Linked DNA regions of Homo sapiens: region 1 is linked to region 2. Evidence: chromatin loops called from intact Hi-C (ENCODE). Cell type or tissue: gastrocnemius medialis. All regions are shown on one strand. Each heading gives the region's core, and the rest is flanking DNA. Links, peaks and the distances in the headings are about the cores only.

Region 1 (13,027 bases), core at 1,776-9,775, 54 kb after region 2:
GTAAAACATAACTTAAAAGTAGGGAGCATTTTTAACTTTGACACACACATAAATACGGAGTTCTTTCAAAGCACAAAAGCTTCCAGACAACCTTCTTTACAGAGATGGAGTACGTTATCACCTGCACCATATGTGCTTAAGCACATGGGAAGCTCACTACCCTCTAGAATATTTTTCCGTTCACTGAATAATATCAGAAGTACCAAATTTTGAGCTTTTTGCCTTCAAAATGGTGATTTAGAAATACGGAAGTCAGGAAACAGTGCCAATTTTTTTTCCTTCCTCATAGTTTTGCCAAGAACTGACCCTGCATCTTTTGGGTTATAAGCCAGTTTGGTCAATAGATGCTTGCTCCTTAACAAAACCTTATTGATGAGCTGATAAAGTTTTCACATTCTGCAGGTGAACAGTTATGTAGGGGGCAGGGCTAAGAGACCAAATGACATGCTCGGGTTATTTAACAGGGCAGAGAAAGAGCTGAGTCTACAGTGGGGGTCTCCTGACACCTAACTACAGACTGTAACCCCCTTTGATCTTTCTGCAAAGTTCTATTTCCATAGGACTGATTCTGGTAGCATAGTAATGCAGGAATTACTGCATTCCTGCATAGTAATGCAGGAATTACTGCATTCCTGCATAGTAATGCAGGAATTACTGCATTCCTGCATAGTAATGCAGGAATTACTGCATTCCTGCATAGTAATGCAGGAATTACTGCATTCCTGCATAGTAATGCAGGAATTACTGCATTCCTGCATAGTAATGCAGGAATTACTGGGATAGAGAGAATAATGTCTCTATCCCAGGTTTAGTACTGCAGGTTTAAATACTACATTGATAGTGTCCCTCAAACCCAGTGCAGTATTTAAATGATCCTCAGTCAGTTAGTTCCCAGGGTTAGATCATGATGCTCAGATTGGCAGAAGTTGGATATGGTATGAAAAAATTATAACACAGTGTAATATTTGGAAATTGTATAAACCCTTTTCTACATTACAGACTATGGAGAAAAACAACTAAACCAAATCCTCTTGGCTGGTAGAATTATGGAGATTCTTTTATTTTTTTTTTCCTTAACAAGGGTAAGAAAAAAAAAGAATCACACCAACTTCCAGTCCCCTCACCCAATGGCATATTAGGATTTTCAATAGGAGATGTTCTGAGTATTTATCAAAACTAGGCATAGGTTGAAAACATCAGGCTGAGGCCTAGTTCTGATACGGCCAAGATCATAGGTGGAATGTTCTTGAAGTTTCACTTTATTTATTGAGCAAATTAAGCATTTTATTTATTAGCCTCTCTATTTGGCTGACTGCATCCAAAATGTGTAGACAGAATGGAAGAACAATGTAAAACTACTTCTGCTGCTCAGAAAACAACGAGAAGCATTCAGCTTTTCCAGAGAAGCTCCATTGCATTTGTATATGTGAAAGCCTACAATATAGTTTTATGAGTTCCACAATAGAATAAAATCTTTCAAAATTTTTTTTTAGACTGTGATCTGGCTTTCTGACTTTGCTAACCAATCTCCTCCTTGCTCACTCTGTCTCAACCACCCTTGCTTTCTATCACTCTATTTCTCCAAACACCTCCTCATCTCAAAGGCTTTGTTTTTGATGTTCCCTCTTCCTCTTCCCCAGGTATTTATAATGGCATTGTCTCCTAATTTAGGCATTGGCTTGGATAACATTTCTTCAAAGAGACCTTTTCTGACCAGCTAATCTATAATAGACTGCTCCAATCACTTTTCTGTTTTATTTTCCTCAAAGCTTTTAGGATCAGTGAAATTACTTGTTTTGTTATGTGTTTATTTACTATCTTCCCCGTAGGCTTCATGAGGACATGGATCTTATTTCCTTTTCAGTAGAACAATGTATTTTCCTTTGGGTATATATCCAGTAATGGGACTGCTGGGTTGAATGGTAGTTCTATTTTTAGTTCTTTGAGAAATCTTTAAACTGCTTTCCACAGGGGCTGAACTAATTTGTATCCCCACCAACAGCATACAAGTGTTTCCTTTTCTCTCCAAGTTTGCCAACGTCTGTTATTTTTTTAACTTTTTAACAAAAGCCATTCTGACTGGTGCAAGATGGTATCTCATTGTGGTTTTGAGTCCCAGCACAGTACCAGGCTCGTAGCAGCCATGCATTAACTATGGGTGAATAACTGACTCAATAAGTCAGTTAACATGTCAGGAATTCCCACTCCTTGTTTATCCATCTAGGAGCACAAAAATGCATGGTACATACCAGAGAGACCATGGGCCTAGGTATTGGTAGGTATCAGAGACATTTCATAATAAAAATAATAAGAGAAATAATAAGAGCCCATTCTCTGATGGGCTACATACACATTCTCTAAGCCCCACTAAACTGTATGAGATGGGTGTTTTTATTAGTCTATTTCACAAAGGAGAAAACTGAGCTGGAAGAAGTTAAGTGACTTGGTCTAAGTTATATAGCTAGTAGATGGCAAGGCTCAGATTTGGACCCAGGCAGTCTGCACTTAAGAACTATCTTTATGGTATTTTCATTTTGCTTCGGCTCCAGCATTTCGTCCACCTACCCCAGTTTGAAAAACAATTTGAGCTGAATTTGCTTCACTCTGAAGAAAGAACTTTTTAGAAAATCCATTAAACTATTCTGGGGGACATCATTTTTTTCTACTTTTTAATGTAATAAAAACAGAAATATGTATGTTACCTTGATTGTTTGAAGTCTGGGATTATTTGAGCTTTATCATAGAAGACAAACATCTTTTTAACTTTTATTTGTCACTGTGCTGATTACCTCCTTTAATAGTAATTTGAATTCCTGTGTAAACAAACTCCTTATGACACAAGAAAGAAAACCTGCTGTAAAGGAAAAAATTGGGGGGAAAGAAGAACCTAGCTTTTGTTTCTTGACTGTAAGGTGTTCTGCTTTGATAATGCAAACCAAGCAACCAACTTAAAAGTGGTCTGAAAACAAAAATCCTTGTAGATGAAGGGTCTATACTCTTCAGGCTTCTAAATCTTATTTCAAGACTTCTTTTTCCCCTCCTTGGTAGACAAGTTATTTTCTAAGTGGTAAAGGAGTCAAGAGGTAGGTAATTTGTTTCCTTTTTTATTTTAGAGAGTATGTTACTGGTTGTGGCTGTAGAACATTTTCAAATTGGAGTCTTCAGCCAAGCTTACTGAAATGCCAAGTTATGCCTGGGTTACATATACATAAAGCTTCCCCACTGGAGAAATCCAGCTGTCTCATAGTCCTTCTGGAGGGACTTACTCTTTTAAGTACTGAATTGAAGATCTGGGATATTTGATTTTCTGTTTATCAGGGCAAATAAAATTTTAGCCTCCTAATAAATATAAAGAAAATCCTTGGACCACATATTGTCCCCCTTTAAACAGGCAGTGCATGTGAAATGTTTTATTATTGTAAAATAAATCAGTAAATAACCTGAGGCAACTGAAGTAGCATATATGCTTATATATTTCCCTGGGCTTTGAAATCTTTATATATATTTATATTTTTATATATATATTTATTTATTTATATTTATATAAATATTTATATATTTATATTTATATATATTTATATATATAATTTTTTTTTGAGACAGAGTCTTGCTGTATTGCCCAGGCTGGAGTGCAGTGGTGCGATCTCCACTCACTGCAACCACCTCCCTTGTTCAAGTGATTCTCCTGCCTCAGCCTCCTGAGTAGCTGGGATTACAGGTGTGTGCCACCACGCCCAGGTAATTTTTGTATTTTTAGTAGAGACGGGGTTTCACCATGTTAGTCAGGCTGGTCTTGACCTCTTGACCTCATGATCCACCCGCCTTGGCCTCCCAAAGTGCTGGAATTACAAGTGTGAGCCACCACTCCCAGCTAAATATAATTATTTTAAAAAATCAAATAAAAGGCATCTCTAGTGCACTATTAGAAACAGGAAGAAGTCCAAAACAAATAACTGGAATAATGGCCTAATCTTATTTGCTAGCCCATACAATGAGGTAGTGGCTGACACTTATTTCCAGCCGGGATGGTTTTTAGCAATCCCCAAACCCTGGTTGATCTCAATGGAAATCTCTTTTCAAAATGATCAGTCAGTTATAGGTACATGAAGTCAGCTTGAAGATAGTTGATGACTTTTGGATATGGAATTGTCTATGTATGCATGATTATCACATCTATTCCCATAGTGACAAAGTGTTCAGATGAAGACAGATATAGATGAGGTCAGATGTGAAGACAAGGTGTAGAAGGGAGAAAGAAGGTGGAGGAAGAATGGAAAGCCAAGGGGGATAAGGAAAAGAAAGACAAAAAGAGAAAAGTCCCATTTTGCCTGATGGCTCAAGAGCATTTTAGTTTAGGTTTATGTTGTTTAGTTTAGGTTTTGTTGTTTTTCTTATCTGCAGAAGTTCCACGGCCTCTAGATTTAGAACATTTGTGCTTGATAATCACACATTACTGAAAGATGGTCTATGAAAAAGTTTTAGATTTATGGGTATAAGGAAACACATGCTATACAATTTAGAAAACTATATATCCAGCTTTGTATATTTCTTTCAGATTTAAAATATCTTCAACATCTTCAAAACAGGATTCAAGTCATTCTCAAGCTGTTTGAGATCATCCTTGTATTTCTAAATAGGTCAGAGCCTGGGCCACAGCAAGTAGCTAAAAACCTGGATAATAGATCCTGTTCTTGTTGACTGGATGAAGTTAATAAAGCTTCTGAGTCTAGATCCAGGGAAACATTACTACCATTAAAACTGAAACAAGGTAGAGCACAGTGGCTCATGCCTCTAATCCCAGCCCTTTGGGAGGCCAAAGTGGGTGGATCACCTGAGGTCAGGAGTTCAAGACCAGCCTGGCAACATGGTGAAACCCATTTCTACTGAAATACAAAAATTGGCCACTGTAGTGATGCATGCCTGTAATCCCAGCTACTTGGGAGGCTGAGGCAGGAGAATTGCTTGAACCCAGGAGGCACAGGTTGCAGTGAGCTGAGATGGCGCCACTGTACTCCAGCCCAGACAACAGAGTGAGACTGTCTCACAAAAAGAAAAGAAAAGAAAAGAAAACAAAAAAAAAAAAACAAAAAACAAAAAAAAAAAACCTTAAACAAGTGTTTACAAAATATAATCCACAAAATTTTAGACCCATGTGATGTTGATCAGTTTTCCAGGGAGGAAAGATTGCATAATTCATAAGTTTGAGAAACTTGGATTTTTGGATTTCAACAAAATGCAAATCCAATCATGTGACTGTCCACAAAATGGGTATTTTATGCCAAGTTTCCCAACCCTTAGCCATTCCATGGGCTAACGTCCCATGGAATATACTTTAGGACACATTGGTCTACATCAATTCCTACTTCACCTCCTTCACAAAACAATCTCCATTTTCTTTTGGGGTAACCAGATGACTACTACCATAGCTACAAAGTGAGGAGACTAGTTTCATTTTACTTAAAGTTACATGATTTGAGGGGAAGCAAAGGTCTATTTTAAAAATTATTTTGACATTTTTATAACCCCCCAAGTGGCAGGAAGAGCTGAAATCATTGTCACTGTATCAGAAATAACACACCCTGGGAAGGCATTGTGGCATAATATTGAAATCAACCAAGGCTCAGATCTGGACTTTAGCAACTATTTGCTGTGTGGCCTTGGGGAAGGTCTGATCAGCTCTAAGCCTCTTAATTTGCCTCTTTAACATGAGGGTGATGATGCAAACCTCCTAACATTGTATGAGGTTTAAATGAAGTAGTATGTGGAAAAGCAACTTTCCTAGAGTTGGTTTCAGAGTTGACACACCATTAAAGTAAGTTATTTTCCCCCTTTTCCTTCCTCCCTCCCCCCTCCTGCCACCCTCCCCCATCCTGGAGTCCAAATATTTCAGGAAAACTGATAAAGTAAATAAACATCACTCCTTAACTCTAAAATATCAAACTCAAGAAACTGGCATTCCAGTCTGGGTGGAGCAGACACATAGGTTTGATTCCGTTCACAAATGATGAAACTTCTAGACTCTTCCTCCTGAGATTCCACTCTGGAAAGGTCTCCTGTCAAAAAACAAAGAGATCAATCTTGTCCCAAAGGTCAACATGTTTGTCACCTCCTGTCTAGACTACAGCAGTGCTCGCAACCTGGACCTCCCACAGGGAACCGTCCGCTGACAGCAGATGACCCAGACGTGACAGCATGCCTGCTGGTTAGTCAGCCCACAGCAAGCCCAGCACACCCAGGCCAGGCGGATTCTCAGCCTTGGCTGCTGTTTGACGTCAAGTCCAATTTATGATCTGGGCTCTTGAATTAAATCACCAGGCAGTGATGAGCCCGGGCTGCTGGAAGACCTTTTCATTCCACACATCCCGCTGATAACTTGTTGGACATGGAGGTATTGGGACACGATGCAGATATCTTTTCATTAAGGTTTGTTTTTAATTAGAATAACTGGACCCATGTGTGCTTCTAGTTAACCATGTAGGTGTCGCCGGGCTAAGAGGAGTTTGCATTTAGCCCTGCCTCCCCAGACCAGACACTGGGGTCCAGGACTCCTTAAAGGATTAAAAAAGTAAACTGATCACAAAGAGGTTTTATTCAAAAGCCTAAAAGTAGTTAAAATTAGCATTCTTGCCCTCATTCCACCCCCTTCTCCAGGTCATTATTTTGAACTGCTTAGAATTCAAAATACATTTCTGCCTACAAGTCCAGAAGGTGTCACATTGAGATATTTTTTCAGCAAGGATGGTATCATCAACATTCTCTATCAGCTCCTTTGATGACCAATATTTCTAGTGTGTTCATTCAAAAGTCACCAGCAAGAAGCTGTGAGAAAGTGAGAAAGTAGAATTATATAACATAACCCCACCCTGCAGGAGACAAGGGCTTTAGGCATGCAGCCTCGGTCAGGTCAGTAGGACAGAGTGGGTTTCTTTGAAAGTCTGGTTTTTATTTTGTTTTTGTTTTTGTTTTTCTTCTAGAATTCAACTTCTATCTTGAATTAAGCTAATCAACTTACCTTTGTTTGGCCTTTTGAAGAGAAGAGGCTGATCTTATTTACTACTTGTCAATTTGCCAGAAACATGTTTACTTTTATTTAGATGAACTTGGCTGCCAGCAATAGCAGTGAAAGAAGAGAAGGTATATGGAGAGTAAGAAAGACAGCCCAGCAGAATTGGGAAAGATTATTTAAAAGGAGCAGAATGCTCTCTCCCAGAAAGTCAGAAATGAGAGAGAGAGAGAGAATATGAATGAGACAGAGAGAGAGAGATTGAGTAATTCAATATAAAGGTACAATCTCAATCTGCCAGATTACTCAATCTGCCATTGCCTTCTCCATCAGCATCAAAACCTCAGAGAACACGGAATTATAAACCAGATCCCATCCTCCAGCCACAAATTACACAAGCTTAGAGTGCTCAGAGGCAATGACAATATTAAAGAGTTTCAAAAATAAAGTATGCTTCATTTCTATTTGAACAACTCCCTATAGCCTCCTTGATTCAACACAGCTTCTTACAATCCTTTCATTTGCATCATTCCTTTTCTTCCCATGAAATACCCTCCTGCAACTTGAGACAAGATGGAACATGCTACATAGGAATCTTTGCGACTATTTAAGATTCCATCTAAATGTACACAGTCCCCATGGGATCAGAAAAATTTGCTGTTCAGTTTTCCGGGCACACAACTTTATAATATCAGGATTAACAGGAACTTGTACATTAATGCCTAGAGGTTTTTTGCCCTCCTGATATTCCTCAGATAAAACTCAAGGGGGTTAGGAGGTTTCCACATAGTTCTTTTTCCAAGCAGTCTGTCATTCTTGGTGCATCACCCACACTTTCCGAAAATGGCACAAAATCCAGCCAGACTCTTCCAAGAAAGGGATTATGTCACTCCTCAATCCTATGATGCCTCTGAAATAACCTAAACAAGTTTTTTTCCCACTGAAGGGGTACACCTTCAGTTCTTTCTACAGGCCAGGCATAAGATCTTGAATCTCTTAACTTTATTCTGTATTGATATAATTACAGAAATGGATAATAGTGATTTTTTTCTAGATGAACACTTCATACTGAGTGACACCTTCTCATTGTGGTCCACATGCTTTAAACTGTTGTCTATTTAATATTTCCGTATCTTTCGTCATTCCCTTCCCCTGTGGTTTTCTTTCCTAACTGCTAGATAGTTCTGAGGCAGGGCACTGGACCAATGGCATTAAAAGGAACAGAAGAGGCCGGGCGCGGTGGCTCACGCCTGTAATCCCAGCACTTTGGGAGGCCGAGGCGGGCGGATCACGAGGTCAGGAGATCGAGACCATCCCGGCTAAAACGGTGAAACCCCGTCTCTACTAAAAATACAAAAAATTAGCCGGGCGTAGTGGCGGGAGCCTGTAGTCCCAGCTACTTGGGAGGCTGAGGCAGGAGAATGGCGGGAACCCGGGAGGCGGAGCTTGCAGTGAGCCGAGATCCCGCCACTGCACTCCAGCCTGGACGACAGAGCGAGACTCCGTCTCAAAAAAAAAAAAAAAAAAAAAGGAACAGAAGAGAGAAATGAAGAGTAACAGTCCTCTTAGGCAATCATCTTAATTGACCAAAAGGCAAGTCAGGCTGTATGAAAAAGTATAAACCATATGTATACCACATATACATCTTAGATCTTTACCATCTGGTTTCTCACACTTAGATGAGCCTTTAGAGCAAAAGGAAGAAGAATCACTTTGTAAGAAATCTGATTTGCAAAACACCTTTCTCTTGTGTGTGTGTGTGTGTGTGTGTGTGTGTGTGTGTGTGTGTGTGTGTGTTGGCTTTATTTGAGGTTAAAAAAATGATGAGATCTAAATTCCCAAATTGATAGTACTACAAAATTATATGTGGAGATTTCCAGAACATTTCCATTCTGAAACAAGTAAGCAAATAATTTTGTTCAACAAAAGACTCAAGATACAATTTATAAAAGTTTTGGCTAGACTAGACTAGAAACACTGAGAGAAATACTACATAAGTGTAAATAGATAGTGTGAATTTGTACCATTAGGATTTAATAATGGAAGTATAAAAAGAAATCTTAAATAAATGGGCAAAGTTAGCCGACACCAAATGCACTAGAATTTGTTGCCTCTACACGTCAAAGTAAAATGTCACAAGTGCCAAAACGAAGGGATATGCAGAGTGTTATTGGCATTCCTTCTTGCTGAGGAGATCAGAAAAGATTTCATGGAGGTATTTGATCCGAGCCCTGAAGGAAGGCAGCATTTTGACAGGCAGCAATGGGCATAGAGGAAATTGAATAGTGAGAGAAATCATTTAAAGAGAGCTAAGGTAAACAGTTAGGAAATAATGCATGCTTAAGGAACAGTGACCCATCCAGTGTGGCTGGATGGAATACAAGTCATATAAAGAAGAGTAGTGGGTGATAGGCTGGAAATTTGGCTTGGAATCAGGTCATGGAGTACCCTGAATTTCTCACAAAGTAATATGAACACTTGTGTCTGCTAACGGAGAATTGTTGAAGGTTTTTTAATAGAGAAATGATATAATCAGAATCAAGCTTTGAAAAGATTAATCTGGCAGTAAGATGTAGAATACTTTGGAAGAAACTGAGGAGTTACAAGGCCAGGGTAATAATACAGATAAGAAATAATGAGGGTCAGATCTACAATAGTGAGAGTAAAAATGGGAAGAAGGTAAGAGATAGATGTGAGGAATGTTGAAAATATAGAATCAAAAGGACTCTGACTAATTATATTAGAAAATGTAGGGAAAGAAGGAAACTGGTCTGAGTAATTATAAGTGTAATGCTAATTATTGAAATTAAAAATAAACCAGAAGAGCATGCTTGTAGATGATGAGTTCAGATTTCACTGTGTCCAGCGTTCAGAGATATTTGTCATGAAAACATGTAACTGTATGGCCTATCCTCCTTGCTGCATCCTTACCCCTATACGCCACATCCAGAAGCCATAGTGATTTGACTAAGAACTTAGTTAGGCTTTATAAGTAGCTAGATGTTTGTGTAATGAATAAAACAAGCCATTAAGAAGTATGTGGCCAAAAATGGGGCCATTACTTATTTCAAGGAAAGGCATGTGTTAGGGCAATAGTAGCTCCTATGAATAGAAAGTCTATCAAATTTCAGTGGCCTAGCATTATAGAATTTATTTTTTCACTCATTTGCATTCAGTTGCCACTGGCAGGAGAAGGGGGGACTCCATGCAGTCATTCAGGGACCCAGGATTATGAAAATTCTTTCATCTTGGCTTCCAAGGCCATCCTAGTAGTATTGCCCAATTAGCAGGGAACAAGAGAGAGAATGAAAAATTTTATAGAAGAGCTCTAGGGACCAAGCCTAAAAATGGTATAGATCACTTTTGCCCACATTTCTTTGGCCAGAATTCAGTCACGTTGCTATAACTTAACTGTAAGAGAGGCTCAGAAATATGGAAATAACTATGAGGCCAAGAAGATAAGGAAATAACTTTGTTAAACAGATAGTTGGCCTCTACCACTAGGTCACAATTTCAAAGGTAAGGTGTAGGGGCTAAGGATAAACAAAAAGAACCACAGCTGTCTCTATAGAAACACAAATTACTATTGCCATTGTGGAAAGAAGTGGCCTAATAGAGTATGGAGCATTTGACAAAATGAATTTCCTCTTCTTTATATAGACCATATAGTATCTAACAATCTTTTTTCTTAAAACTTGGGTTGGGGAAGAGCATGTGTGTGTGTGTGTGTGCACGCATGTGTGTGTGTGTGTGTATGTGTGTCAGTGGTAGACCACCCTGCTCATGTGTTTTTCCACAATGCTGATTTTCACTCTTATAGTGAATGTTGTTCCAGACATGAAAACCCAGACTTAGGAAATGCACCATTGGGAAGCACTGTATCCCACAAAGAGCCCAGTGATGTAAGATAATGGAACCTAGTGAAGATGAGACAAAGCCCCAATGGATAGAAGGTAGGGTTTTCCAAAAAGAGACTGGAGATTTGTACCTTGGAAGTTTACTGAATTTCCATGAAGACAGACAAGAATCTGGGCACCAAAGAGCAAGTTAAGGAACTGGTTCTGTGAAGACAGCTCTTATGAATGGTTAACTTCTTAGCTATGGAAAAAATCGTACTAAATATGCAATTTTAAAGTCATGTATTACAAAACCCTATTTTTTTTCACAACCCTTCTATAAAGTCTTCAAACTTTGTGTGGTATATAGAGGCAAATTGGAGATGTCACAACAAGACAACAGGTCTGCCCACAGCATGGCCCAGTCTGGATCCATAGACTGAGCTACTACCACAGCCTTCCCCACAGTGAGGAGTGGCTCATAGCCCAGTGGAGAGCAGGGGGCGCTGGCCATTGCAGCAGCAGTGGTCAAGCAGATGACTCAGAGTCAGCCACAGGAAATGCTCCCCACTGCCCCCTACTAAGGCAATCCTTAGCCAGGGGGAAAATGTTGATATTGTGTCAAATTTTGATATAAAGGGAGTTACAAGTTTTAGTAAGAGCTCAAATTTACAGATAAAGATTCCAAAATCTCCAGCTTTATTATGTTATAATCAGGGGAATGTAGAAAATGGACAAAGGAATGTGTTCAAAAGAGATATAAAAGATCACTGGACACTGTTGGTGCCCTTCCCAGATGTCCTCAGTTCTTAATTACAAACAGCCTGCACCTTTGACTCTCTTCAGAGGACTGATCCAAGATTATTGGAGCTGCTTTTCCCATGTTAAAAGAGCTGGAAGGGCCTAGGAGGTTTATGACTCCCAACTCCCCAGAGTGACACACAGCCAATGACTGTCTGTCTGGTGTGGATGTGTGAAAGCTCAATCCCTTGTTCTGCGTGGAGACAGACTCTGGCAGAGATCCCCTCAGGGATCACATTGAAGCTGAGACATCACTTGAGATGGCACCGCTACTTGGCTTGTTCCTGCCTCCCCATTGACTGATTGATTTTTCTTAAATGTACTTCCTCAAATTATAGGCATCTGAATTCTCATCTCCAGTTTTGTTTCTGGTGAACTCCAACTAAGACACACATAATAGGGATGCCACCACTGTGGTCATGGTAGGATTTAATGTTTTTGATTTACTAAGAAAGATAAGCACCGTAAAAGGATTGCTAGATTTAGCATTGAGAGATTACTATTGCTTCTAATTCCCCCACGAGTCATACAAATTGACAAGGGAACAAGGAGTAACCTATGTAAATGCCCATGTCCTGGGCACTGTCACTGTCATCAACTGTCAATCATCCTTCCCCAGAAACCACATGTTCCCACATTGCTGCTAAATCCATAAACAAAAAAATAGAGGTAGAAGGAATTTCTAAATTCTTGTAAGAAGACACAGGGGTAAATTCAGTGGCTTCATGGAGTCTAAATCAAATGCACATTAGACTTTATGGAGTCTAAATAAGATACATGTTAGATGGCACCAGGACTGACTTGGTGGGAAGGTGGGTACCTGGGATTTCCATTTATCCTATGCACAGTATCACAGGCAAACTCAAGCACTAGAATAATTGAAGGCTTAGAACTGAAAGGAATCTCAGATAAGTCCTATTCTATTCCCACAGTTTATTACAAGAGTCCATGACCATAAATCCCTTGGCTAAAAGCTGAATTATTACACAAGTTCAAGTCTTTGACTCCCCCTGACTATCTTTCCAGTACACCACACAGCCTTTCAAGTTCTTATTATTGCTAGTAAGAATATTACTGTTACTATATATCAAGTACTTGGCTAAGTTCTTTACATTCAAAGTTTTATTTAAAATTCCCAATAATCTATAAGATAGATGCCCTCATTCCAGTTTTACAGAAGAGGACGTGAACTTAGAAGAGATCTACTTAATTGACATCCTGTAGCTTGCTGTGGCCTAGAACTTCAAAGACAAAATCTGAATCCAAAGCCCATGTCTTCTCACTATGTAAACCACCTGCCCTCAATTCATTGATTGACAGGCTGAAAGTTTTATGCTCTAACTTGGACACTAATTGCTAGACCATGTCCTGTAATAATTGTAGAACT
Region 2 (13,027 bases), core at 3,454-11,453:
TTGAGAGTTGAAATTACATCTAGAAAAGTGATCTTATTGTCCCTTTATTCGTGATTTCAGTGACTCTAGCAGATATGCCAAAGTGAAACACAACCCATAAAACCAGTCTAGAGTTTGCTAAATGTTCCCTTTAAAAGAGATATCTCCATTTTTAAATTATTTTTTTATTTTAATAATTATTTTTTAATTATAATTTTTTAATTTTTTAAAAAGTATGTTTCCCAGTTAAATAGGGTTTATACTTCTTTTGTCTAAATCAGAAGATAGCAAAGAATATGAATTGGAAACAGCATTGATATGACCGCTGATCCTAGCTCTGGTGTTAAGTAGCTGTGTGACTTTGGGCATGTCATTGATCCTCTCTGAGCCTCAGTCACATGGCCTACAAATGGGGGAATGCAGTCAGAAGATCAAGCAGTTAGATTTTAATGCAGGTCTAGTGCTTAAATGAGTAAAACCCTTGCACATAGTAAGTGTCTGGCACACAGTAAGTGTTTAATAAATGCCAAGTAGTCTTAAGGATGTTGCTCCACATGTATCACCACGTGTTAGTATTACCACATGTATGATTTAAGTAAATAATTGAACCTCTCTTGACCTTCAGTTTTACTTATATGTTGACTTAAACAGTTATTATGAATATTAAACAAGATAACATATGTAAAAGGGGCAGGTACAGAGAAAGTGCTCATTAAATGTTTTCTTTCTTCCCCCAAAGTTGGATTGGCTTATGAGTAGGAAACACAAAAATAAGAACAAAAAAAAAAACCTCTCTTCTCCATAGCAAGATCTTTAGGAGAAGAAAAAAAAAAAGGCTTATGGTACTCAGCTCACTGGAAATTTCTGCTACTCATTAAAAAAAAAAAATCCTTCTTTAAATACATACACCAAAATTTAAGAAGAATCCAAAAAAAAAAATCAGAAATCCCATATCTCTTTTCTTACTGTGATAAAAAACTGCACAACATAAAATTTACTATCTTAACCATTTCTAGGCGTACTATTCAGTAGTCAGGCATATTCACATTGTGCAGTTAACCTCCAGAACTTTTCATCTTCCCAAACTGAAACTCTGCACCCATTAAACAATAACTCTCCATTTCCCCCTCCCCCAGTCCCTGTAACCCACATTCTACATTCTGTCTCTATAAATTTGACTACTGTAGGTTCGTCGCATGAATGGCGTCAAATGGAATTGGTCCTTTTGTTATGGCTTACTTCACTTTGCATAGTGTCCTCAGCATTCACGCATGTTGTAGCGTGTGTCAGAATTTCCTTGTTTTTAAGGCTGAACAATATTCCATTGTACAGATATACCACATATTGTTTATCCATTCATCCATTACTTCTCTTAGTAGTTTTACCCAAACTATTAAAAAAAAAAAAAAACCAATTCAAGGTAACAAATTGCACTACCCCCACCCAGCTACCCCCACAATTTAGAAAATCTGGTTTGCTCAGAGGAACCAAAACCATGGAGAAAATAGACCTTCTTTGTGCCCCCTCATCCCAACCTCTCACATGTGGTATTATCACGGTGGTAATGTGGCTTCTCAAACTTCAGCCAGCACTTCTTTCTCAGCTCAACCCAGACAAACCCAAATAACAGAAATAATAAAACCCTCACTTCCCCTTTCTCACCCACCAGAGGAATCTCCCATACCTCGCTCTCCTTACACTCTTGCCCTGAACTCTTCTCATGTCCACCTGACCTTCTGAGAGCACAGGGGGACTTGGGGAGCAATATTGATTCTCCCAGAGGAAATTTACCCAACGAGAGGAGAGGAGAGGAGAGGAGATGTGGAGGTCATGAAGTGCAGGCACCCAGCAACAGATTCTTCTTGGAGCTGCATTCTTCGTTGCCTGTCTGGCCAGAATTTCTTTGGATTTTCTTCTAATAAAGCCTATGTTATCATTCATGATTGCTTTCATATTCCACAGAAGAAAAAGAAAATAAATACGCAGACTGCTAGTTTGATTTTTTAGAATATTTAAATCCTGAAATAGACACAGAAATGATTTGCTTAGCTGGGAGGGAAGTTTAAAACCTCAAAAGGACAGCATTCCATTGTGCCTCCATCTCTCAGATTTCTGTGTGTTAGCAGCAGCCACACATGCCTCTCATTCAGATGTGTGAGCCCAAACTATTTTATAACTGAATTTCCAGTTCCTTAATTAGTAAAATGGTGATGGGGTTGTTATTTATATTTTAAGGGTGGACTAAACCTTCCTCTCCTTTCTAATTAAATCATAACATGGCCTCAAAAGTGTGTTGCATCATTCCTACCGGATCATAAGCAACAAGACGCTTTTTCGTTTTTCCTTCTAGTGCCAGAATCTTGCATGGGCTGCTCAGTCTCTGCTCCTCCCTATCTCCCCTACCCGCCTTGCGGCCCCCTCCCATCATGGTAACTCCTCCAAGGTTGCCGTTTGTGCTATGCCCTCTGTTTTACCCATGGTGATCACCATTAAAACCCTTAAGACGACAGGGTCTGTATGCTTGTCTTTGGGAACTGCTAAGATGATCCACTGAGCTACCAATGTTACAGAGAGAGAAGTGGTGCTAGTGGATTTAAAGAGAAATAAAGTCAGGAAGTCCTGAGACATGGAAAGAACCCTGGAGGCTTACATAGGGAGACCCTGGAGCTGTACTGACCCATGTGGTAGTCACATGTGGCTATATATATTTAATGTGAAATTAATTAAAATTAAATAAAATTTTAAATTCTGTTCCTCAGTCACACTAACCATATTTCTTTTTAAGTATTTATTATTTTAATAGCAGATACTAACCATATTTCAAAGTACTCAATAGCCACATGTAACCGGAAGCTACCATATTAGACAGCACAGATATAAAGCATTCCCATCACTGTAGAAAGTTCTATCAAAGAGCACTGCTCTAGAGATTTCCAGAGGAAGATCTAGTTAGCAGCTCTTGAGAGACAGCAGACTGTGTATTAGCAATAGCACGACAATAGAATTTATTGATCAAACAGAAATAGTTCTGAGAGAGAAAGGGGGTATTAATAATGATTCAATAATTTTAATAACTAGTTAATACTTAATGATAATCATCCTGAAATACAGAGAGTAAAAGGGGCACAGTGAATAATTATGCTGGGATTACAGGCAAACCTGGAAGTCTGGTCACCTGATCATCACATTCTTCCTGGAGGGGTTATTTGATAGATTACAATCCCCTGGAGTTGTGTAAGCATAGCTGTTACTTTCACAGATAACAACTAGACTTCACAAATACAACTAGAATGTCTTCCCTAAAGCACTATCACCTAAAAAAAAAAAAAAAAGGGATTTTCTTCCAGAAACAGGCCTATATCTAGATGGTGCCAAAGCCAATCTCTCCTTTTTGGTGCTACCCTATTTCCAGTCTGGAGAATCCCAGACCATGTTCAGATCTGTGTTTTCCCTGGGTCAAGCCTGGAGAGGGCTACCCTCATCCAAAATGTGCCCATGCTGAGAAATAGGATTGTTTTCAGCAGTTTCTCTGGTGTAAGACTCTGGTATCAATACAACCGTTTTTGTTTTTTTTTTTTTTTTTTTGCTTGGTTGTTTGTTTTTGAAAAGGAGTCTAACCCTGTTGCCCAGTCTGAAGTGCAGTGGCAAGATCTTGGCTCAGTACAACCTTGACCTCCCAGGTTCAAACTATTCTCCTGCCTCAGCCTCTCACATAGCTGGGACTACTGGCATATGTCACCACACCCAGCTAATTTTTGTATTTTTAGTAGAAGCAAGGTTTCACCATGTTGGCCAGGCTGGTCTCAAACTGCTGACCTCCACTAATCCACCCACCTCAGCCTCCTAAAGTGCTAGGATTACAGGCGTGAGCCACTGCGCCCAGCTAACACAACTATTTTAGAGTGACTTTATCTGCCCCAGACCACAGACTCTGTTGTATCAAATAGTGCCGCTGGAAGAGAAGGAGTAGGAGCAGAAACCCTGCTGACCTCTGAGGGCCCCTGTGTGGCAGTATCACTTTTTTGTTTCATGTTGTTTTGGGGGAACCCAAGAACACTGAAAAACCTTTTTCAAAGTGCTGCCAAATAATGAATCGAGCAGGTACACCAAAATCTGTTGAAAGTTAAAGAAAAATCAAAGAACCCTAAATACATTTGAATTTTTACATTTCCCTCACCTGGAGTGAGGTGCTGAAGCTCCAGCCTGGGTCCCGTTTGGTGACAGACGTGAACACAAACATGGACCCTCTCTTTGCCCGGGAGCAAGATAGTCAGGCCAATAGGATGGGATCTTCCATTCAGGGTCATCAAAGAAGGCTGAGTGCTGTCACTAACCTTTCAGCACACCCCTCCTAAAAGTCATATGGACTCAAAGATGTGTCATGGCCATAGAATCAACCCTAGGAAAATAGTAAAGAATATCATACTGTTGCTCCCAGCCTTCCCGCCTTGGGTTGGTAGATTTTCTTATGGGGTGGAAACTCAGCACCAGCATTGCCACGGGTTCAAAGATCCCATGTCCAGCCTCACATATCTGGGCTGGTTCTGCTCTGAGGCTGCTCTAACACTGGGAAGTATTCCTTTATTCTCGCTGATGGGTTATCTCCAATGACATTGTAGACCAAGCACCAAGGACAGCCCTACTTAGGGAAGGTAATTCAAACCCTTTGTTTAAGCTCACTGCTTCATACAACACAAACTAACCCAGCACCTACAACGTGGCAAACACCTCTTGGGGACACTGAGCACATAGCTGTGAGCAAGAGAGACAGGACCTTGTCATCACAGAGCTTATATTTTAGTGGGAGGATGGAGACAATGAGCAAATAAACAAAAATTATTCCAAATGGTGATAACTGCTACAGAGGAAAAAAGGTGATACTTGAAAGGGACTGCAGTGACTGAGGGACAGCATCAGATGGCATTGTCAGTAAGAGTTTCCAGACGGGGCCAGTGGATCTGTGATCTGAAGGTTGCCAGCCAGCTATAGTGGAGGAACCCAGAGCTTAAGTCCTTGAAGAGAAACACTGAGCTGTGCATTTTCAAGGACAATCTGAAAGAGGGTGAGAGATCCCGCCTTGTGAGCAAGAGGAGGGAGCAGAAAAAGATAAACTTGAAGAAGTAAACAGAGGAACCATCCCAGGCCTTGCAGGTACCATAAAATATTTGAGTTCATCTTAAGTGCAACGGAAAGATACCCCAGGGTTTTAAGTAACAAAATGGCATGATCTGATTTACATGTTTAAAGATTACTGTGGATGCTGCATGCAAAATGGATTCCAGCAGTGGTCCTCAAAGGAGGTTCCCAGACCAGCAGCATCACCTAGAAACCTGTTAGAAATGCACATTCTTAGGCCCCACTCTCAATATCCTGACTCAGAAACTCTGGGGGTAGAGTTCAGCAATCTGTTTTCACAGGCTCTCCAGGATATTCTGATGCACACTCATGTTTCAGGACCACTGCATTACAGGAGGATGAGATTGGATCACAAGAAACCAGTTAGGAGGCTACAGTGCAGGGATGGTGCTCTTCCTGATGTTGTTCCTATGTTGTAGGGCTAGATGGAGTTGCCCTATTCAGGAAATGCTCCCTTGAATTTAGAATGTCCTTCAAAGGAAATTCAATGATAAAGATGTTCTCTTTCTGTCACCCAAAAGCTGTCTTTTAGACAGAATGGTTAGAGACCTTTTCTCTTTTACTTTTTTTTTTTTAATGGAGGAGGTGTAGAATTCAGAAGACTGCATTCACACCATTTAGCTAAGGAAAAGCAATTGAAATCTGCACTATTTTCATATCTAAACCACATCACACAAGAAACAGACTAATCTTGGGGTGAATATGGGGGACTGGTGCATTTAGAATCTATGCCTCATATAGACCAGAGATGGAGACGTTCTACCCTAATGTAAGTGTATGGATTCTTATCTAGAACAACAGTGAAATCAATGAAGAAATGCTATTATTGGTCAAATCCCTTGACCTTGCTCACAGGGCCTTTTATATGTGTGCTCACACCAAAGAGAGAAGGAAACCTTTATTTCACACCCTCTCATAGTCTCCTGTGCAGGAAGACACACCATTCTTGACTAAAGGGGACCTCCCCCAAGGTATCACTGAAAATACCCACACACTTTTTGTGGGCTCAATGAGCTGGACTAATATTATGGTTGCCAGCATCGTCCACCAGCTCTTGTCTCCCAAGGAACCTGAGAATTATAAAAGAATTTATGCCAGAAGAGTAAAATGCTGTGGCTTTGTGTGTTACTAAGCCCTTTCATGGAAATGAGTTTATTGGATTGGCCAGCCAGCCTGGTAAGGAGGGAAGGGAAGAGGCAAGGAGAGATTTAGGAATGTTGATCTTTGGGAAAACAAAATGAGGATCAGAGTAAGTAAGGGACAAGAGTCACTGGGGAAAAGAGGGTTACCAAATACGTGGAGAAAAACATAATGAAAAGGGAAAATACTGGAGTAAAATGCAAAATCAAGGATTGACACAGATAAGGTTTCAATCTTCTGCTGCCTCCTACTAATTGTGTGATTTGGGCAAGTGGCATTAATGCTCTAAGCCACAGTTTTCTCATCTGTGATGTGGGGATTATAACTGGAGCTACTTCAAAGAGATATTGCAAGAATTAAATCAAACCTTGTGGTTAAATGTCTGGTCTAGTACCCAGAACATGGAGATTAGTAAATACTAAAGACTTCCTTCCCCCAGACTCCTTTCATCTCCCCCAGCTATGACATGGGAAGGAGGAAGAAAATCAGATGCTTAAAAAGACAAAACGATAAAGGCAATTGGTTATTTTGTATTTCTCTCTTCTAAGAGTGTTGAAATTTTAATATCTTGTTTTGTTCAAGCATCACTGTCCCATGTCCTCCTTGAGGTTCAGAAGGTAAAATGGCCCTCTCAAGTCCTTGTGGGGCTGTCATGCATCCTGAAGCCCCTGCCCTGGCTTCACAGAGTGCTCCCTGGATGTCCACCCCAGAGCTACTCAGTCTCACCTCCTAGAGTTAAGGAGGACAAACATTGTCTCCTCACTTTGCCAACAGGTTCTTAGAAGCTCAGAATATGAACCTGTAAGTCTACTGCTCCTTACAATTAGCCCCAAGCATTTGGAAAGGGGAGGAAGATGAGAGGATCCAAACTTTTATGATTCAGAAGCCTAAGTAAGTGATAAGTGCAAAAGTCCTAAAAGAATGTTTTCTGTCTCTGTCAATGGAACAGATTTTGTAGAGTTCTGAAAAGGACCTTGGGCTACCCAAAGTCCAAATTAAACAGAGTAAAACAAAATAAAACAGAAAGAAACAGAGAAGTTCTGTGACTTGACCAAGGTCATATAACAAGTGAGAGTAGCATCACTGACCTTTTTAAGTCAACAAGTCTATGCTCTTCTCAAATGACAAAACTAGTCTGGCCAACATGCAGAACACAATGTTCCTTTCTGAACAATTTGTACTTGGAAAATGAGACCATCTTTAGAAATTCTCACTGCTCTCCTGAGACCAAACACTGCAACACTGATTTGAAAATGCTTACATTTTAGAAACAACTGCAAAATAGAATCATTCATTATGCCCCTCAGCAGCAAAGACTATCCCTGCCTTGCCACACTTGCAATTGATATTTTATTTGTGAGAAGGCATTCTTTCTCCCATTGCCAGCCAATGTTATTTGTAGCCTAATAAATTATTCACAAAATAACCCCACTTATTTGTCTTTCAGATATTTCTTTCCTAGGAGACTCAATATATTTAGTGATAGCAACACAAGTATGCCCAATAAGACAGGGCAATTTGCAACCTAATAGAAAAAGGTATGTTAACAATACAATATGGTTTCTGTATGAAGAACAAAAGAATTTCCTCTGAACATACTGGCACTGAGACATGCGAGGGAGAGCAGCAAGACACAGCTACTCATGTGGTTGACAAGAGCAATTTCCCAGCAAAAGCTGAGGGCACAGGTCACAACCCATGACCAGGAATGGTGAAAGACAAGCCATAACTGGCAATAAGAACATGTCCTGCTTCCCCAATCCAATCTGTCTGCCAGATAATCAGCCATTCTATAATTTGTTGTATTTCTTATGGAAAATAAAAAGAAACAGATCAAAAAATAATAACTTGAACTATTGGGCAAAAGGAAAAATCAAGCAAATGCTAATGCAGACCCATGTAAATGGGTCTGCTCCCTACTTTCAAGAAAAAATTAACATCACATGTCTTTCATTTTCCCTAAATAAATCTGTCTTGAGTCCCCCTTGCCAAATTAGTAGAATGGCTGGTACCCTCCCCCTTGTTACCGTTTTGAAAACATTTAAAAGGCCTAGGAGTTTAGAGCTCCAAAAAAAAAAAAAAGAGAGTTGGGCTGATTCTGACATCCACATCTGGAAAAGACAGACCCTGGTGTCTGATCTGCCCACAGCTACCCCTGCTCTCCCTGCCACATGGTGGTGGTCCTCCATCATCACCCAGGCTTGCGGCCCATCCAAGTCCCTACAGAGTCCACTCCAGATCTCCATGGAAAAGTGATCTTATTCCCTCAAGAGTACCTTTGATCCACAATTCTTTGGTTCCCAGAATCATAGCCCTGAATGCTCAGCTTTTTCCTGGGCAGCCATCCCTTCAAAGATAACACCCACTTCCCAGCCCCATCATAGCAGGTCGAGTTTCAGCCCATGGTGGACACAGAGCCACTGACTGTTCCTTCCCTGGGATCCACGACTTCTTTTTTCCCTAATATCTGGAAGCTTTCCTCATTAATCCCTGAAACAAAATGAACCTTACTACACACTTTTGGTGCTCAAGAGGGCTACCCCTCCACCATCTAGGAGTGCTACCTAACTGCCTCTAGAGGATCCATGAGCTTCAAAACACAAGCAGTCTGATTTTACATTTTTGCCAGCCACCTCCTTGGGGTATACCCTGATGATTTGTGTTGGGAAGTGGGAAGGAAACTCACTCCCTCCTTCTTCAGAGAAGAGCCAACATAAGCATGCCAAAGATGATTTAATCTCCTTTGAATGAGCAAGATGAATCTTTGTCACTTATTTTGCTAAAGTAGAAAATTTGAAAATCCAAGTTCAATCAAAAGTGGAACATTCTGCTCTGAATTAGTTAGACTAAGAGCTAGAACACCTCCACACACATAAACAAGCAATCACTTAGAATGATATTTGCAAATATTGTGTGACCCTGCAAATAGTTACTCTCTCCAATGTGCATTATTACTACTTGCTTTCTGAATTTTGTGGAAATTGAGTGTTTTGTGTAAATCAGTAGGAAAGACAGAATTTAAAACTTAACTTGCATATTGAAATGTGCTAGGTAAGAGACAGAAATACCATTTGACCCAGAAATCCCATTACTGGGTAGGCATGCAAGCATATGTTCATTGCAGCACTATCCACAATATCAAAGACATGGAATCAACCCAAATGCCCGTCAATGATAGAATGGATAAAGAAAACATGGTACATATGCACAATGGAATACTATGCATCCATGAAAAGGAATAAGATTTTGTTCTTTGCAGGGTCATGGATGGAGCTGGAAGCTGTTATCCTCAGCAAACGAAGGCAGGAACAGAAAACCAAACACCACATGTTCTCACTTATAAGTAGGAGCTGAACGATGAGAACACATGGACACAGGGAGGGGAACAGCATACCCTGGGGCCTGTTGGGGAGAGGGATTGGGGGAAGGAGAGCATCAGGATAAATAGCTAATGGATACTGGGCTTAATACCAAGGTGATGGGTTGATCTCTGCAGCAAACCACCTTGGCACACGTTTACCTATGCAACAAACCTGTACACCCTGCACATGTACCACAGAATTTAAAATAAAAATTGAAGATAAAAAAAAGAAATGTGTTAGGTATCCAGTAGATTACTTCTTGTCCTTTTGTATACATCTATGCCACTTGTTTAAGGCTTCAAAACAACCTTATAAGATATATACTATTAAATTTATTATATATGACACAACTAAGGTTCAAAGAGGTTAAAAACTGAACAGCAGTCAGTAAATTATGAAGCCAGAATTTGAGTTCTCAGCTGCTTTTCCACTTCCTATTCTGATATTTCTTACAAAAGAGAAGACAAGAAATAGCTTAGTTTCCTAGCTTCCAAAAATAGGAGGTCCATACTGAGTTAGAAGAAAAAAAACCAAATAATCATTGTTTTTCTTAAGACTGCTTTGGAATAATTTGATTTATGCATGTTTTTGTGACCCCTCCAGAATCCCTAGAGAAAACACAGGGCCTGTCTGCTTTACTAGAGTATGATACTGAAAGTCTGAGGCTGGTTAGAGAGCAGCTTGTGTAGGACAAAGGACATTGCATTAGCAAACCCAACTTTGGTTGATAATCACAGAAGCAAGTAGTATGAAACACCACCAGGGGATGGAGAAACACCTGGACAAAGAATTGATTTATTGAGGGGAAGATAAGATTAGAAGAATTCAAAGCCCTTGTAAGAATACTCTCACTGCAGAGAGCTTGATGATATGGTTGTGTGAGCTAGAAACAGAAGGCAGTCCTGGTACCAGAGGGAGTGTCTCTCCTGTAAAATAAACAATGCTCCACTGTCTAGGATTCTATTTTTCCCCCTCTGCCTTTTCCTATCCCAGCATCCCAAGTCAGCTGCTGGAATTATAGAAAAATAGAGGGCAATAGTAGAAAGTCCTAAAGGCATTGTGCAGAGTACTGGCTTCCTTTGCTTTTCAAATTCGGCCTCACATCTCATTTGATTCCATGTGCTACCCCGACCTTGCAAAAGGGGAAACGAAAATACATTGAAGCTGAGTGACTGGTCCATGTTACTGGGAATTAATAGGTTTTAGCAGAACTCAGCTCCCCTAAGACTCAGCTCTGTATTTCTGTTGGACAAATGAAGATAGGAGAGAATAAAGAGGATACTACCTTCTTCAAAGCATTGTTTTGTTTTACCCTCTCACCCTTGCTCTCTGTTCCTCCATGCATCACACAAACACACGCACACACAATTATACACATTTTATTAGATAATGGTTCCAAGAAGAAAAATAAGAGCTGCTGGATATGGATCAAGGCAGGGAATGTCTTGCATCAAGAATATGGTGAACATTCATGATGGAATGGATTGGTTCACTGAGGTCTGTTTGCATTCTGGAAGAACCCTGGTTCTTTAAAAAAAAAAAAAAAAATTTAGGCCAAGGGACAGAAAAGGGGAAATTTGGCCTGCTAACACCTAGACCAATTTTTTAATGAGGAAAAGGTAACGGGAAACTTTCTCAAATTAGTCTATGAGAAGAGCATAGAGTCTTTGTTATTATCTCTCTTGTATTGTCTTTTTATAATAAGAGAATAGTGTGATGGCATCCAGACCTTGCTCGTAGACATCATTTTTTGTGTCTACTTGATACTCAGGAACGGTGTGGTTTTTCTCTGTGGCTTTTCTACACATTGGTAAAATGAGAATGTTTCCTAAGAAGAAACTGGATCTTTTCTACTGTACCTCCCCTATATCCAGGCAACTGGGACCCCTGCCATGAGTTCTGTGCTTCAGAAGGCCCCACTCTGGACTTCCTACAGGGCAGGAGCAAGAAGTCCACAGGACTAAGGATATTTGCCCACCTGGAACCCATGCCCCAAATTCTAGACCAAGCTCTCAGTACCTGGGACCCTGGGATTACTAATCCTGGAATGTACTTCGGAGCCTGCAGAGCCTCCTGCAAGGGAGCAGCCTCCTGAGAGCAGACAGCACGATCCAGGTCTGAACTGTGACAAAGAGGTAGCTTTCTGTGGGATGGGGAAGGGGCAGACAGATGAGATGGAGCTTGCTCATGTGGATGCAGAGGTGTAAGTGCCCTGAACAGCAGATGGGACTAAAAGATGGTAAGCCTTGGTAGGATGGGAGCTTGGGGATGGGGAGATGGTCTGCGTTTGTACTTTTGCCCCTGGCCCTGCAAATGAAATGACTGTTGTGGGAAGGCTGCCTTTATCACTACCTAAAAAGCAAAGCCTCCTAGTAGACTCATTGCCTTTTTCTTCTGCTCAATTCATCTTCTACACTGTGCCCACCATCATCCTTTAAAAACAGACACAACCATATCAAGAAGTCTCTGATTAAAAATAATCCACAGCATCTGTTGCTTACACCAGCAGTCCCTAACCTTTTTGGCACCAGGGACTGGTTTTGTGGACTACAATTTTTCCACAGACTGGGAGGGGGTGTGGAGATGGTTTTGGGATGAAACTGTTCCACCTCAAATTGTCAGGCATTAGATTCTCATAAGGAGCATGCAACCTAGATCCCTTGCATGCACGGTTCATAGGAGGGTGTGTGCTCCTATGAAAATCTAATGCTGCTGCTAATCTGACAGGAGGCAGAGTTCAGGTGGTAATGCTTGCTGACCTGTCGCTCACCTCCTGCTTTGCAGCCCAGTTCCTAACAGGCTAAGGGCTGTTACCAGTTCATGGCTCAGGAGTTGGGGACCGCTGGCTTGTACCATCACAGCTGAACTCTGGATACTCCCTACTTATCCTTCTTCCCACAGACCTTGACCCACCAACATTTGCTGTGCCTTATCTGTTTACCACCTTGGACAATCTTTTGTTCTTAAACATGGTCTGCACATTCAAGCCCATATACCTTTAATCATGCTAGTCTCTTTGTCCGGCTAGTATACAGAGTGTGAAATATATTGTTGTTGAGTTGTGTTGAAATGATGATGGACTGATATGACAGAACACATTTTTGAGATGTTTTATTTGTGTTTGTTTTCTTTGTATTTCCCATGCCCCTCTATTTTAAGCAGGTTGCCAACCTTTCATATCTTATTGCCTTGGTAATTTTTTTTCAGTGTGGAAAGCATATGCTTCTTCCTCAGTTCAAAGCTTTTTCTCATTTACTAAAAACGCCTAAACTTTCTCAAGAGATAATGCCCTGAGGAGGAGTAATGGTAGGCATGAGAAGGAGCTTTTGAGGGGAAAGATATAGAGGGAAAAATAAGAGTTCACCGAAGATTAAGAGGGGACAGAGATGGGCAGGTCCTGAATGTGGTGT

What was found. Peaks named below come from ENCODE experiments on the same cell type or tissue, not always from the same donor. Only the 100,000 strongest peaks of a DNase experiment are listed, where the experiment ranks them.
Region 1: it touches region 2 in a loop (6-fold over the local background); 3 of 110 quality-filtered maps call a loop at or near these places.

The regions. Positions count from the first base shown.
Region 1 is chr9:75,371,398-75,384,424 of GRCh38, reverse strand. No RefSeq gene overlaps it. Among named protein-coding and RNA genes, the nearest start is that of OSTF1, 290 kb to the right of the region's middle. In gastrocnemius medialis, for the core only: no CTCF peak of the experiment used is centred there; a DNase peak (open chromatin) is centred at 6,254.
Region 2 is chr9:75,427,460-75,440,486 of GRCh38, reverse strand. No RefSeq gene overlaps it. Among named protein-coding and RNA genes, the nearest start is that of OSTF1, 350 kb to the right of the region's middle. In gastrocnemius medialis, for the core only: no CTCF peak of the experiment used is centred there; no DNase peak of the experiment used is centred there; H3K27ac peaks cover 3,812 bases.